Regions from separate parts of the Homo sapiens genome. Here region 2 is linked to region 1. A link is an interaction called in ENCODE POLR2A ChIA-PET data of the cell type or tissue named here. Cell type or tissue: OCI-LY7. All regions are shown on one strand. Links, peaks and the distances in the headings refer to the core of each region. The heading gives the core; the rest is flanking DNA.

Region 1 (8,020 bases), core at 2,200-4,699:
TAAATACCGAATATGTTACAGGTCATTCCTTTGCTCAAGTTTGGGTCAGGTTTTTAATCTATTTTTTATTTTTTTTAGAGATGGTGGTTTTACCATGTTGCCCAGGCTGGTCACGAACTCCTGGGCTCAATCAGTCCTCCTGCCTCAGCCTCCCAAAGTGCTCGGATTACAGGTGTGAGCCACCATGCCCAGCTGGGTTTGGGTCAGATTAAGTTAGACCTCAGAAGGAATTGATATCATAGGACCTCCTATGTTGTATTAAGAAGTATTCCATTCTTTCTCCCTTGCAAACACCTCATGGGCATGAGAAAGTCATTAGGTATTGGCATCCTATAGTCCTTTAAGCATTTGCAAAGCAGTGTATTGAAGTAGGAGATAGTAGATAAGGGCCCTAGGTCTCCTGCCTTCTCTAGCTCTACAAGATGACCAGATAACCTTGGATATGCCTTTCACCTTTCAGGCTCTCCACTTTGTCTTCAGTAAAATGGAGTCATTCTACCCAAGATGTCTGAACTGGATCAAATGATCCATTGCGATTTCTTCCAACTATTAAATCTACAACTCGATGGGGCTGATTTCTGTTGCCTATAGGGTCCTGCCTAGGGCAGTCCTAGGGAGCCATCTTAGCATGGCCACCTGGATAGATAAAATAATTTTTTCATCTCTACACTGCATGTCCTCCAATCCAGAAGGGAAGCATAGTTTTTACTCTGAAAACTCAAGAATTGTGAGTTGGTTTAAGAGCAAATGGATAGTGAGATTGTGAGCACCTACAGTCAGTAATTTATTTCCAGAGAAATTCTTATCTTAGCAGGAAAGTAGCCCTCCAAGGGGTGGAAACCTGGCTGAACATTCCATTCAATGGGGAAGGCAAGCCTGGAAACTCTGCCTAGAGCAACAAGGGCATTCACAGAAAACTTGGTTTGGGGAATATACATGGATGGTGTCCAGCTATGAAGAAATAATTTTCAGAGGCTAAACTATGTCACTTTCACTGTTTTGGCTGATTCTGATGGCAAATGAGGTTAACTGGTGCTCAGAACATCTTCTGGGAAAGTGAAACAGCAAGCAATTGCTTATTTTTTTTATGAGTTTTTCCATTTCTCATTGAAAGGAAGAATTCTTGTATGGGAGTTCTTAACCAGTAAATGTGGGTAGATCTGGAAGCCTGATTTGATGGTGCTCACGTCAGTGGCCTGGGGTTGTTAAGTTCCCCGAGGAGGAATGGAATAATCTACTGGGAACTCCCCACCCCCATCTCTTGACCTTAAAGCTTTAGGGAAAATGAAAAGCAGCTTCTCTTTGACAAAAAAGGTTGGGAAGCCTTGCTGTGATGTATTACTGTTTCTTTAAAGCTTCCATGGAAATGAAAGATGTTCTCAAGCAAAGGTAGGTCAAATCTATTAAGAGAGTGGGTGAGGTGTTTCCCTCCTGAAAACTGGAGAATAACAGAAAAGAACTTTTTCTGACAAACCAACAGTATCCTTTTGTTTGTTGGAGTTTGTTTGTTTCACATTTATTTACTGAATGTTAGGGAGAAATACTTTAATTTGGGTATGAGAATAGCTAATTACTAGATGAAAAGAAGAAAGGATTTCTAAGATGGAGCCCCCCCCTCCCCCCACTGCCCCCATAGCTTACACATTGTGTAAACCTGCCTTTGATCCCATCCCACTTTCTTCAGCAATTCCTTTTCCATACTCTCAGCTCCTAGAGAGTCATCAGAAAGCTGAGCTCCAGCCGGACTTGGAGGCTCATGCCTGTAATCCTAGCACTTTGGGAGGCCAAGGCAGGAGGATCAGAGGGAATCAGGAGTTTGAGACCAGCCTGGCCAACACAGTGAAACCCCATCTCCCCTAAAAATACAAAAATTACCCAGGCATGGTGCTGAGCACCTGTAATCCCAGCTACTCGGGAGGCTGAGGCAGAAGTGCTTGAACCCGGGAGGTAGAGGTTGCAGTGAGCCGAGATTATGCCACTGCACTCCGGCGTGGGTGACAGAGTGAGACTCTGTCTCGAAAAAAAAGAAAAAAAAAAGAAAAAGAAAAAGAAAGATGATCTTCATCCAGTAACACTGGCCTTAAAAGGCATTTTATTTTTCTCTCCTGCTTCAAAATGGACCCTCTTACTAGAATTAGTTCCATCTTTGGGGGAGATGGGGAAAGAGAAGACCCGAGCAGATCTTTCTTCAAATTCTAATCACATTTTTGAATTAATATGATACCTGCCATCTGTTTATTTCCTGGAAGCTGGGAAGATTCATTTGATATCCAAAAAGCCCTTTAGAAAGCCTAAAAAAACACATGTAAAGACCGTGTAGTGATTTCCTATATCCAAGATTTCTGGGTTTTTTTTGTTTTTGTTTTTGTTTTTTATGTTCCCTGGACACTGGCAATGTTTTGGTCATATAGAGAAGGGAAAAATATTAAACCATTTTTATCTTAGCTGACCTTTACAGAGACAAGAAGTGATTTTGTTTGAATTCTCCGTTTTAGTTTGGGACACTAACAGCTGGGCAGGGATTTTGCTGAACACTTTGTGAGGTTTACACTCAACTTCCTTCTTCAGATTGCTATTTTATATTAAACCAATAGAGCACTGTTATTGAGACACCAGACTGCTACAACTTCAAGAAGATCCTAAACCAAGTAACTTTTTCTGGACCACTCGAGTCTCCATGAACGTAAAAGTCTAATATACTTGAAAAATCCATTGCAGCTCAGGAGACATTATAGTGGGATGATCTACAATCAGACTCTCTGGATTTGAAGAATCTTCCTACCACTTATCAATGCTGTAAGTTTGAGAGACAATAGAGGTTAAGAATACAGTCCTTCCTTTCTTCCTTCCTTCCTTCCCTTCTTTCTTCCTTCCTTCCTTCCTTCCCCCTCTTTTCTTTTTCTTTTCTTTTCTTTTTTTGAGATAGGGCCTTACTCTATCACCCAGGCTTGAGTGCGGTCACACATTCATGGCTCACTGCAACCCCAACCTCCCGGGTTCAAGCAATCCTCCCACCTCAGCCTCCCCAGTGGATGGGACTACAGGTGTGTGCCACCACCCCTGGCTAATTTTAGTATTTTTTTGTAAAGAGGGGATTTCCACCATGTTGCCCAGGCTGGTCTCGAACTTCTAAGCTTAAGTGATCCACCCGCCTTAGCCTCCCAAAGCGCTTGGATCACAGGCATGAGCTACCACTCCCAGCCTGAAGAATGCAGGCTTTAATCCCAGCATTTTGAAGGGCCGAAGCAGAAGGATATTTTGGGCTCAGAAGTTCAAGACCAGCTTAGGGAATACAATGAGACTCCGTCGCTACAAAAAAAATAAAATAAAATAAATAAAATAAAGTAAAATAGTACAGGCTTTGGAGCTAGACTGCTTGGAATCCTGATTTCATGATTTACTTGGTGGATGATCTTAGGGAAATTCTTCAAACATCTGGGCCACAGTTTCATGATCTGTGGCATGAATATCATAATGGCAATCTATCTCTACATGCTGAGGAGACTAATACAATAAGTTGATACATGTCAGATGCTTTGAACAACACCTAGCACAGAGTAAGTGCTCAATAAATGTTCGTTATAGTGATGCTATTATTCTTTCCCAAATTTTTGCACTTCTGCCAAAGCAATGGCAAAATCAATAAATAAAGGGAACTAACCAAAAAAACTCTGGGGAAAGTGCTGAATTTGGCAAAACTGGGAATCAGGCAGCTCATATTCTTTGGCATCCACTTTCCATTTTGCTGTCTCCTGTGAGTGTCCAAGCTCGTCCTGTAACACTGCACCCAAGCTCAAAATTATTTTCTGTGCTCTTCTTCACACCTACCCTCATCAATCAACTTTCACCTACGCCGGTGCTGTTCCCTGAGGACTTTTGCTCTGAACCAGATGAGAAAAAATATCAATCAAATTTGTTTTAAGGTATTAATGAATACTGACAATGTTATGCTTTTGAAATAGAACACGTGCATTTAAAAAATAAAGATTACCTTATTACCATGAGAAGCTACCAAACCTGAATAGGTAACATGCAGGGTGAGTAGGTATGATATTTTGGGGCAGGTCGAACATTTGATTCACCGTGAATCACAGATAAGCTGCTATTTAGACAACCCATAGAGCTTGTCCTAGAGTTAACTGTTTAATACATAGGGTTATAGACAGACCTTGGGGCTAAAGTGGAATGCGCTGTGCTTAAACACAATGTTATTAGGTTGACAGGCATGGCATCAAAGCCCTAGTGCTACTGGTGCCACAGTTCCCAGGGCCACTGTCAACAAGTCGTGACAAATTGGACAAGCCAAATCTTTCAGTCACATCTGATTTTCCTGAAGACACAGGTACACCTGCCAAAGATGTTCCAGGCAAGAAAGCCAAGACTGCAGGATAGAGCTAGCAAATAGAAAAAAATGGCAAAGGCCTAGCACCAACCTTCATCAATTAGTATAGCTCTGGGATAGGTAGCTTTCTGAATTAGAAAAAAAGGCCAAGGGTAAGGGGATTTGAGTTCTAATCTAACTTTACTATAGTCTTTAAGAAACTCATTGCACTTTATTTTTGAGGGCCCTAGTTGTAAAACTAGGGAAGAGATGACTGAGAGGACTATCTCCTCATCCTCCTCCAGTCAAGGGTTCCAATGGGATTCTGTGGAACCTTTAAAGCCCCACAGAACAATTTAAAGGCCACTACAATGGAAGGCAATGGAGTTTCTTAACCAATGGAAGCTATGGGGAAATTAAGAGGCTGAGTTTAATCTAAGGGAGGGGAAAGTCATATGGAATAAAGTGGAGAGTAAGAAGATTGGACACAAGATCACCAGCTAGAGGTTTTCATAGCAAAAACATAGTCATATAAGATAGGGTAGGCAAGTGACCCTCAGCACTGGCTGCACCCTCAGGAGATTTTTTTCTTTTTTTACATCGATGTCCAGGCTTTATCCCAGAGCAGTTATATGAAACTGTCTGGGTCTAGGGTCTAAGCTTCAGTACAAAAAGCTCTTCATGTGATCCTAATGGTGATCCAGTGGTAAAAACCATCAGTGCAGTTTTTGTTTTTGTTTTAGTAATTAAAAGAAAAAACTGTATGTAAAAGACTTCCCCTGAGAAAATTGCCAGCTAATTAGATAGGAGAGAGAAAGGTCAAGAAAGACTCTACAACAAACTAAGGAGGGAGATTGCCTAAGAGAATGGAAAAGTCATGACAGAAATCTTGGAAATGGTGGACAGCAAATGGTTTTAAGGAGGAAAATGGGTTTGAATTGAATTGGATAGCAGGATATCTGAATGATTCTATCACTTTACAAAGTAATGGTCAGCACCATTACAAGTACAATTACATGATATTACAATTACTTAATTGACCATTACAATTCAAGGGTCAATATAACCCTTGAGTTGACTATTCATTAGCTTTGTTCAAAAGCCCAGCTGAAACAAAACACTAGTGAAAAAAGATGAACTAAGAGGACACCATATATTCCACATTTGTTTTGTTGGCTTGTTTAATTTCTACTGGAGGTTATAAATTATTTGTATGTTTATGAAAGCTATGTACCTAATTCTCAGAAAAATACCACTACAAACACACATATAAAGTTTTGTACGGAGCCCACGCTAAGAATCTCTTCTTTTTAGAGGAATAAAAGGGGGTACCAAGCCAAACAAAGTTTTTATTGTTATCATTATTATTATTAGTTATTGTTATTTTAAGATGGGGAATTACAGACAGAAGGGAAATATAGGTAGGGAAGGTTAGTTAGAACAGGCGTGTATTATACAAACAGCTTTTTTTCTAACAATGAAGTCACTGCTGAGTCTCAAGATGAGGCATTATCTTTCCTAAATGCTTTGGAGCATTTCATGTGTTCTCCTCGTTCTTTATTCTTTGATTAAAATGTTAATGTATTATGTGTACCTGCCCTCACAGCATCCTGGCAACCACAGGAAAACATGCCAGCTCAAAACAACTATCTGCATTTTTAATAACGCCTAGTATTCTCTACAAATAGGATTTCAGAGTCCAAAACTTTTGATTTAGAAAATGAAACAGCTCTTGTTAATTCTAATAGAAAAAGGCAGCTTGATTTCCAATGCTCTGTTTTAATTTGGGTTTTACCAGCCGGTGATTTTATTGAAAGTGAAATCCGTATTCCTGTGTAGCTTAAGCATCTCAACTCTAAAATGGGAAAAATCACAGTTTCAGTAACAGAATTGAGAATGAGGTCCTGGCATCTTTCTTAAAAGGAATTTGGATAAGACTTCTCGATAAATGCTCACAAATTACTCACACCGTATGTCTAAATATACACAAACAGGTTTAGAAAACCTGGTTGGAGTCAACGAAATAATTAGGGATGTGGAAAATAAGTGGGGCTTCTTTATGAGGTTCTTATCCACATGGGCCACGTTTGCTCCAAGGCAGTGAAGAAGGGAGTAGGGGTGGTGTCAAGGTCATGACCAAGATGGAATTCATGTGCCCAAGTTCTTTCTATCTCCATGAAGAAGTTTTGCAACTAGAGATGAGGAAAATGGACTCAGACTGAATCTATAAAAGAGATTTTCATCAGACTATGGGAGGATAAAGATGGGACAGCAGAATCCCTGCAGCTTACTTGGAGTTTGGGCTCAGTTCTGGCTTACTTAGGGTTTGGCCAAACTTTAGTAGTCTATCAAACCTGCAGCTTACCCAGGTCACAATTGAGGTGAGCCCCAAAACTTCACAAGGAGCATTTTGAATCCATCAGTTGAATTAAACAAACAAACAAACAAACAAACCTGAAAGGTATCCCCCTATGGGCTTTGCCCTAAAGAAAATAATGGTTTGTAAGACTAGAGGTGGCATTGACTCATAATCCACCTGAGTTAACTCCCCTCACATTGACAGAAGAGGACTTCTTCATATAAAAATACTCTCGGCCAGGCGCAGTGGCTCACACCTGTAATCTCAGCACTTTAGGAGGCTGAGGAGGGTGGATCACCTAAGGGCAGGAGTTCGAGACCAGTGTGGCCAATATGGTGAAACCCCCGTCTCTACTAAAAATACAAAAATTAGCTGGGCATGGTGGCACGCACCTGTAAACCCAGCTACTTAGGAGGCTGAGGCAGAAGAATTGCTTGAACCTGGGAGGCGGAGGCTGCAGCGAGCTGAGATCGTGCCATTGCACTCCAGCCTGGGAGATAGAGTGAGACTTCATCTCAAAAAAAAAAAAAAATTCTCTATGGGAATTTTGTGTTCTCTTATCCTTAAGGGCCTGCCCATCTTAATCTATACCAGGACACAAATTTATCAACAGCTGGAGCCTGGATTTGAACCCCGGCCAATTTTTGGTGACGATCTAAAGCTTACCCTGCCTGTAGTAGAGAGGAGACAATGTTAGCATTTCTGTATTGAAGCTTTGAACCAGAGGATTGACATTAAGTTAGTCTGATACTGACCTCAACATTTCTTCAGACTGAAACTCCCAAATGAATAAAAAGACAATGCCTATGTCATTGCTCCTGTTGTTTCTGTTAGCATAACATCTTTGATGCATGTTTGCACACTTCTAGACTGTTGTCCTCTCTGGGCCATCCCAGTGGCTGAATCAATGGCAGAAGTTATCAGAGGGAGTGGCCTTCAGATTGCTGGCCAATAGAGGGAAAGAGGAGACAAGGAGAAGTCACAGATAGCAACTGCCTCTGGCACATAGCAAAACAATTTATCTTGAAATCAATGTATCAACTAGCTGCATAAATTACATAAATTATGTTCTGGTTGTCCACATCATCTTCAAAACAATAATCACAAAGATAATAATAATAATAAGAGCTAGGACTTAATCATCCAGCAGTGTCCTAAAAGTATTCATTCATTTAATCTTCATAACAACCCCATAAATACTGCTATTATCCGCATGTGAGGAAACTGAGGCACAGAGAGGTTAAGTAACTTGTCCACGTTAGGCCACTAGAATGTGGCAGAGCTCAAATACTAAAGATGCATCCTGTTGACAACATCATGTAGGTACCTGTGGTCAGCAA
Region 2 (8,020 bases), core at 3,667-6,166, 410 kb before region 1:
CTGGGTTAAATGTTAACTCTACGTTAACTCAAATGTTAACCTTAGGAAGAATTTGTAGATAGTTTTGCGAAGTGGTTGCACCATTTTACATTCCCATCAGCAATATAAGGAATAGACTTTCTCTGCATCTTAACCAACACTTGTTATTATCTGTCTTTTTAATTTTAGTCAATCTAATAAATGTGAAATAGTATCTCATTGCGGTTTTGATTTACATTTCCCTAATGGCTAATGACATTGCACACATTTTTTTATTGTATTTATTTATTTATTTGAGACAGAGTTTCACTTTTGTTGCCCAGGCTGGAGTGCAATGGCACAATCTCAGCTCACTGCAATCTCTGCCTCCCAGGTTCAAGCAATTCTCCTGCCTCAGCCTCCCAGGTATCTGGGATTACAGGCATGCGCCACCACGCCTGGCTAATTTTGTATTTTCAGTAGAGACAGGGTCACTCCATGTTGGTCAGGCTGGTGTCGAACTCCCGACCTCAAGTGATCTGCCCGCCTGGGTCTCCCAAAGTGCTGGGAGTGCAGGCGTGAGCCACTGTGCCCAGCCTGGACACATTTTTATGTGCTTATTGGCCATTTGTATATCTTTTTTGGGGGGTGGAAATTACTTTTATTACGTTAAAATATTCCTTAATGAGCTAGCAATTATTTGTGTGGAGGATGATCCAGAAAACAGGTTCATGACTAAATTATCCTTGTCCATGATTACAGAAATTCATGAATTACACACATCACACTATCCTCTGGAGTAGCTGCTGAAGGTCTGCGAGCCTGTGAGCTTGGAGGCGCTTCTCCCTGCCTGTTAGGCTGTTCCCATCAGATCACGACAAGATGGATGTTATTTTTCTCTTTGGAATTAAATCTTGACAAGAGTTCGAATGCTCTTTCCGGAATGCATGAGTTCAAAGGCTTTGTTAATTTCATCAAAAGACAGATTGTGAGTCATAAATTCATCAGCTTTTATCTGACTTCCTTCCCTCTACCTCTCCAAACATATATATGCAAACACACCTTTCAGAAACACCAACACTTAACTTCCAGTGACCTACTTTTATTCCTCATTCTACTTCACTTCTCTGAAGTGTTTCATTATGTTGACAATCCCCTTCTCTTTGAATACACAGACATTACCTACTTCTAATTTTGCTTCTATTTTGCTAGCCACTTGCCTTCAATCTCTTTATTTCAGCCACTTGTTACATTTCTGGACAGCTCAAGGCTCTGTCCTTCATTTTCTTCTCTTCTGGTTCTGGCTCTAAAAAGTGAGACTCAGTGCAATATAGGAGTCATAGGCAGGAGGAGATCAATAACCAGGGAGATTTTTAAAACTATTGATGGCCCCTTTCCGGGACCCTGGCTTGTTCTGCTATACCCCCGCACTTTATTGGGGATAGAGGCAGGGAGAAGCACATTACCCTCGCCCCTCCTTAATGCTTAGTGAATTTAGCCAAAACTATTTGAGGAAGAAAGACTTGTTCTCCCATTCACACACCCCCAACCCACCCCAACAAAGGCTTCTGCCTCCCTCACTCCCACTTCCAAAATGGACACTACTTCTAAGAATCACATTTGCCTGCCTTTGCCTGACATTTTAAAAACTCTTTTAAAGGGCCTGTATTACAAATCATGAAAAGAGGGAACTGGAGGATGGGGAAGAGAAAAAACAGAAGTGGATGGCATAGGCAGTGTGTGTTTCTGTGAAGCAACATTGGGGAAAAGATACAAAGGAAGCTGTAGCCTTGGAATCTATGTCAGTTCATCGTAGGGGAAACAGGCTGAACTGAGTAGCCAAGTCCAAGCAGTCAAGGGCATTCAGATTGCTGTGGCAAGAAGTCATCAAGGGTAGAGACAGGCTTGGTTATGCTATATCTTGAGGTGAGTAAGGAGTGCTTAGGATTGTGACCTCTCTGAGTACAAGAGGTTCTCCCCTTTAATTCCCTCCATCTGAAAATAACAATAAGTAATCTACCTGCCTATTTGTGTGTCAATAAGTATAATTCATGAAAGTCTTCAATGAGTAGTAAAACTACTATTTGTTGGGCCACATACTTTCCTAAGAAATTTATGCGTATTTTCTTGCTTAACCTTTACCACACAATCCATGTAGCAGATACTAGAATTATATATAAGCCAGGCATGATGGCTCATGCCTGTAATCCCAGGACTTTGGGAGGCCAAGGGGGGGGCAGATCACTTGAGGTCAAGAGTTCGAGACCAGCCTGGCAGAGAGAGGCTGAGGCAGGAGAATAACTTGAACCCAGGGGGCAGAGGTTGCAGTGAGCTGAGATCGCACCACTGCACTCCAGCCTGGGCAGCAAGAGCGAGACTCTGTCTCAAAAAAAAAATTTTTTTTTAAAGAATTATATATACTTATAAATATATGTTCTATTTATATATGCACTAAAATATATATAGTATTTATATATTCTAGTACAATGGACTTGTACCAGTCTATGGACTGTTAGGAACCCGGCTGCACAGCAGGAGGTGAGTGACTGGCAAGTCAACATTACCACATGAGCTTGGCCTCCTGTCAGATCAGCAGGGGCATTAGACTCTCAAAGGAGCATGAATCCTACTGTGAAGTGCACATGCAAGGGATCTATATTGCACTCAATATGAGAATCTAATGCCTGATGATCGGAGGTGGAACAGTTTCATTCCAAAACCATGCTTCCCTCTGCCCCATCCATGGAAAAATTGTCTTCCAGGTAAATCAATCCCTGGTGCCAGAAAGGTTGGGGATTGCTGTTCGTGTGTGTGTGTGTGTGTGTGTGTGTGTGTGTGTGTGCAAAATTTGGGTAGCTGGGTAGCTGCTATATGGATATATATTTTAGAAAGAAGTCAAGAATCTTGATGGGTAAGAAGCAAAGCAGGGATTTGAACCAGGGTTGGTCTAATACGAAAACTGAGGCTCTTCAGCAGTATTATTCCACATCTAAATGTAATTATTCAATGCCATCAGTCATAATGGAAATATAAATTAAAACCACAATGTGACACTAATATACACCCATCAGAATGGCTGCAATTAAAACTAGCAACAACAAGTGTTGGTGAGGATGCAGAGCAACTGTAACTCTCATACATTGCTGATGGGAGTGTAAAATGTTACAAACACTTTGAAAGAAATTTTTACAGTTCCTAATAAATTTAGATATAGTATGTATGCCCTTTAATTCAGCAAACTCCTATATATTTACTTAAGGAAAATAAAAATAGATGTCCACAGAAAGACATCTATAAGAATGGAAATAGTAGCTTTGTTTGTAATAGCCCAAAACTGGAAACAGCCCAGGTATGAAAATAATGGAAAAACAGTGACATATTCTTTTAATGGACTACTACTTGACAATACAAAGGAATAAACTGTGAATACACTCAATGGCATAAATGCTTGTCCCAGACATTATGCTGTGAAAAAAAGCCAGACACAAAAGAATGCATGCTGTATGACTCCATTTATATAAAGTTCTAAGAGTGGCAAAAAACAAAAACCAGAAAACAAAAACAGTGGCTGCCTCTTAGCAGAGTGGGAGGGGTTGACTTGGAAGAGATATGGGAAAACTTTCTGAGTAATAAAAGTAATAAAAAATACTTTTTATCTTGATAGGTGTGTGGGTTACATGAGTGTATGCATTGGTCAAAATTGTACAGTAATTGAATATATATAAATCTTGCCTCAAAAACAACTAAAGAAACAAATATTAATAAAATAGGAGAAAATGGGAAAAGAGGAAAGGTGAAACAAACATGACATTGATAGTTGATAACTACCAAAACCAAGGTCAGGACATGGGGAAATATATCATTCTGTTTATTTTGATATGTTCAAAATTTTCCATCATAAAAACTAAGTATTATCAAATTCTTAGTCATGTGTTGTATTAGGGTAATTAAAATACAAATTAGTAGTGAGTTTGAGGCCAGATTGCTCATCATCCTGGCCCAGTGCAAAAAGCAAATCTGATCATGTTCCCTCCCTTCTTAACAATGTTAACAAACTTTCCATTCTTCACCCTGAAGAATAGTGTGAATTCCTCAGAGTGGCTTTGGTATGAAGAAACTTCATACCATAGATATATGTGCAAAGCAGTGTGCAGAATTCTGTTAGTTATATTATTTATTTAGACTGAGACCATCTCTATGAAGGTTTTATAGATAAAAGTGTATATCAATGAAGGGACTCAAAACTAGATGGATAGTGACAGGGCCTACAGAAAGTTCAAATTTTGGATTCCTTCAGCTTTTTCCTACTTCGATTGTGATAGAAAGAGCTCTAAGATTCTGACTCCTGGAGTCCCCAACCTGTTATAATGTCCTCCCCTTGAATGTGGGCAGAGTAAGTGAATATGGTGGGATATCACTGACTACTAATCATGTGACTTTGAGTTCATCAAAAGGGGGGATGATCCTGGGTGGGCATGACCTAATCAGATGAGTGCTTTAAGGGAAGCGGAAATGGGATAGGGAAGCTCTTCTGTTGGCCTCAGAATGAAGCAAACTGGCATGTTCTGACAGGGCCTATGGAGGGGCTGTGTGGGTGACTTCTAGGACTTAGAGGGGTCTCCAGTTAACAGCTAGTTAGAAATAATTTTCCCAATTGCACAGCTTCAGATAACTGAATTCTGCCAATCACCATGTGAGCTTGAAAGAGGTCCCTGAGCCTCAAACGAGATTATAACCCCAGCCAACTCCATGATTTCAGCCCAATGAGACTATGAACAGAGGACCCAGTTAACCCATACCCAGACCCATAAAAGTCTTCAGATAATACCTACGTGTTTGTGATGATTAATACTGAGTGTCAACTAGATTGGACTGAAGGATGCAAAGTATTGATCCTGGGTGTGTCTATCAGGGTGTTGCCAAAGGAGATTAACATTTGAGTCAGTGGGCTGAGAAAGGCAGACCCGCCCTTAATCTGAGTGGACACCATCTAATCAGCCACCAGCCCAGCTGGAATATAAAGCAGGCAGAAAAACGTGAAAAGACTGGCCTAGCCTCCCAGCCTACATCTTTCTCCCATGCTGGATGCTTCCTGCCCTCAAACACTGGACTCCAGGTTCTTGTTTTGGGACTTGGACTGGCTCTCCTTGCTCCTCAGCTTACAGATGCCTATTGTAGGACCTTGTGATAGTGTGAGTTAATACTTAATAAACTCCCCTTTATCTATCTATCTCTCTCTCTCTCTCTCGTTAGTTCTGTCCCTCTAGAAAACCCTAACTAATACAGTGTTGTTTTGAGCTACCAAGTTTGTGATCACTCATTATGCAGCAGTCAAAAATGAATATGCCCCTTCTCTCCCTATTTCTCTCAATGTTCCAGTCACTCTGAACTTTTCTTAGTTTCCTAATTAAAACATTCCTTCCATAAATTTTGTTCTGCAAGAACTACTCACTTTGCCTGTAATGTCCTTATTATCTTTTCTGCCATTTGATTATTTTTTAACTTTTATTTTAGGTTCAGGAGTACATGTGCAGGTTTGTTATATAGGTAAACTTGTGTCACAGGAGTTTGTTTTGCAGATTATTTTCTCACCCAGATACTAAGCCTAGTATGCAATAGTTATTTTCTCTGCTCTTCTCCCACCTCTCACCCTCAACCCGCAAGTAGGCCTCAGTGTCTGTTGTTTCCTTCTTTGTACGTCCATGAGTTCTCATCATTTAGCTCCTACTTATAAGTGAAACATATGGTATTTGATTTTCTGTTCCTGCATTAGTTTGCTAAGGATAATGGCCTCCAGCTCCATTCATGTTCCTGCAAAAGACATGATCTCATTCGTTTTTATGGCTGCATAGTATTCAATGGTGTATATGTATCACATTTTCTTTATCCAATCTGTCACTGATGGGCATTTAGGCTGATCCCATGCCTTTGCTATTGTCAATAGTGCTGCAATGAACATTCACGTGCATGGGTCTTCAAGGCAGAATGATTTATATTCCTCTGGATATATAGCCAGTAATGGGATTACTGGGTCAAATGGTAGTTCTGTTTTTAGCTCTTTGAGGAATCACCATGCTAATTTTTTCAATGGTTGAAGTAATTTACACTCCCATTAACTGCCTGTTGAGTATTACCCATCCTTCAGAACCCAGATCAACTCTTCCTCTCCTGGAAGACTTGACCAATTGCCCCAGGCAAAGTTTATTCCTCCCTGCTCTAGATTTCCACCATACCCTGTTCTTTCTCTCCCTTCCTTCCTCTCTCTATTTCTCTTAATAGCATATAAATGAGTTGAAAGCAGAAACTCATAATATTCATGCTCAAGTCACTTTGAACTAGGATATAATTATGCTTACAACATAGTAGCCACTCAGTAAATAGCTACTGGGTTAATACACATACTGTTTTTCATTAGAATGCTTCTGGAATTTATTTAAGTTAACAAATATTTATTTTTCAGAGCCTCTGAAAGCTGTAATGGACAATAAGAAGATGAGTAGGGCATGTTTCCTATCTCAAATAAGTGGAATAGGATTTGCACAGAAAAAATAACTGCAAGGCAAAATACGACCTGTGTCACATAAGAAACAGAATCTGGTCTGTTGGGGGCTTCTCAGAGACAAAGAGATGATGGTCCACAGGATGGAGCATCTCTCTGACACTTCCAGTGTGTATTTTAGGGAGGAACACCTTTCCATCATTATTGGGGAGGTTGGAACAAAGAAGGGGAAAAACAATGGCAGTTCTTATCTTTCAGGTAGCTGTATGGTGAGCATTCCTCTCCCAGCAATCTGTTGTTCTTTGTGAGCAGACTGGAGTGTGACAGCTGTGAAAACGATCAAAGGCAGGTCCCAGACAGGAGAGGGCTGATGACAATGCCAGTTTCCCTCTAAGACCCTGTGGACAGCAGGGCCATGAGGGATGCTGTGACACAGAGTCTTGCTTGATGCAGTGTGTGGTGTTACTCACAGGAGTGGGTTCAGCCACTCTTGGTGTGAAACCCAAGGAAAATGTCTCTGCCGCAGCTGATGTCAACATGTACAGCATGTGACCAGCTTGCATTGTAAGTCAGACACCCACATCCTGTTGCTTTACCCTCTCACCAGTTCTCCCTTTAAGTGATTTATCAAAGAGGATATGCCTTATTTTTTTCATATAGACGTCTGTTATTTTTCAGCAGAAAGGAGATGTGTGTATGAGTTCTGCAGAAGTCCACCAAATGTGGGCCAGGGTTATTTCCCTGGTGATGCTCTGAAGCTTTTGCCAAAGGACAAATGGTAATTTGACACATTTAATCATTTGTGTGTTAATTCAACATCACTTAAACACTTCCTTCTTTAAAGAAATCTCATCCATTTAGTTTGCACCATTCAAATAAACTTGCAGAAAATTACGTAGAGTGTTTGCGGTATTAAAGTCCACTTATACTTTAAGCCAATTAGACATTTCGATCTGGCTGTTTCTCTGAGCTTACAAAATGCTGTGGATATAAAGGTGTGGTTATGTTTGATTTGGTTTTATGTTTTTGAACTTTGCCCATTTAATTAACCAGGCTAAAATAATAATCAGATTATTAGATCAATGTAAGTGCTTATAGGAGTTCTTTATTTTGCATTGGATATTTTTAGCTCTGCATGGGAGGAGAGGAAAGAAAAAGAAATCAAGATTTACTGAAAATAAACTAAGATGTTGGAGAAACTTACTCTACTTTTTTCTAGTTCGGAATATCCCTTCAATTCACATAGCTCTGAATCGTTTATGGAATAAATTTGATAGCACCCTAGTTACCTGGGGTAAGAATCACAGAGAAACCCCTCCCTTAGCAGCCACCTCACTGTGGGACTTTCCAACACTTTGCCCAGTCCCTAATGTACTCATTGTAATGATGATGACACATGTCTTGACAATATGTCTCCATGCTCAGAAGTAGAACATCTCCCATGTTTCTGATTGTATTTCAAGCTTTACTAGAGCTGTCTGCCCACCACAGTCTGATGTCTTTAAACTTGGCCTAATTTTTTTCAAACTTTAGTTTGGCCAGTCATACCAATTTTCCAGGGTA

Evidence for each region. ChIA-PET counts read pairs that join two places held together with the same protein. Peaks named below come from ENCODE experiments on the same cell type or tissue, not always from the same donor. Only the 100,000 strongest peaks of a DNase experiment are listed, where the experiment ranks them.
Region 2: POLR2A ChIA-PET joins it to region 1 with 10 read pairs; 2 of 35 experiments call an interaction of 5 or more read pairs at or near these places.

The regions. Positions count from the first base shown.
Region 1 is chr12:92,277,547-92,285,566 of GRCh38, forward strand. All of the region lies in intron 2 of LINC02391 (long intergenic non-protein coding RNA 2391), which reads right to left. Among named protein-coding and RNA genes, the nearest start is that of LINC02391, 82 kb to the right of the region's middle. In OCI-LY7, for the core only: no CTCF peak of the experiment used is centred there; no DNase peak of the experiment used is centred there.
Region 2 is chr12:91,870,255-91,878,274 of GRCh38, forward strand. LINC02404 (long intergenic non-protein coding RNA 2404) reads left to right here and starts at 5,049. Exons shown (of 3, transcript XR_945201.2): 1 at 5,049-5,150; 2 at 7,139-7,235. In OCI-LY7, for the core only: no CTCF peak of the experiment used is centred there; no DNase peak of the experiment used is centred there.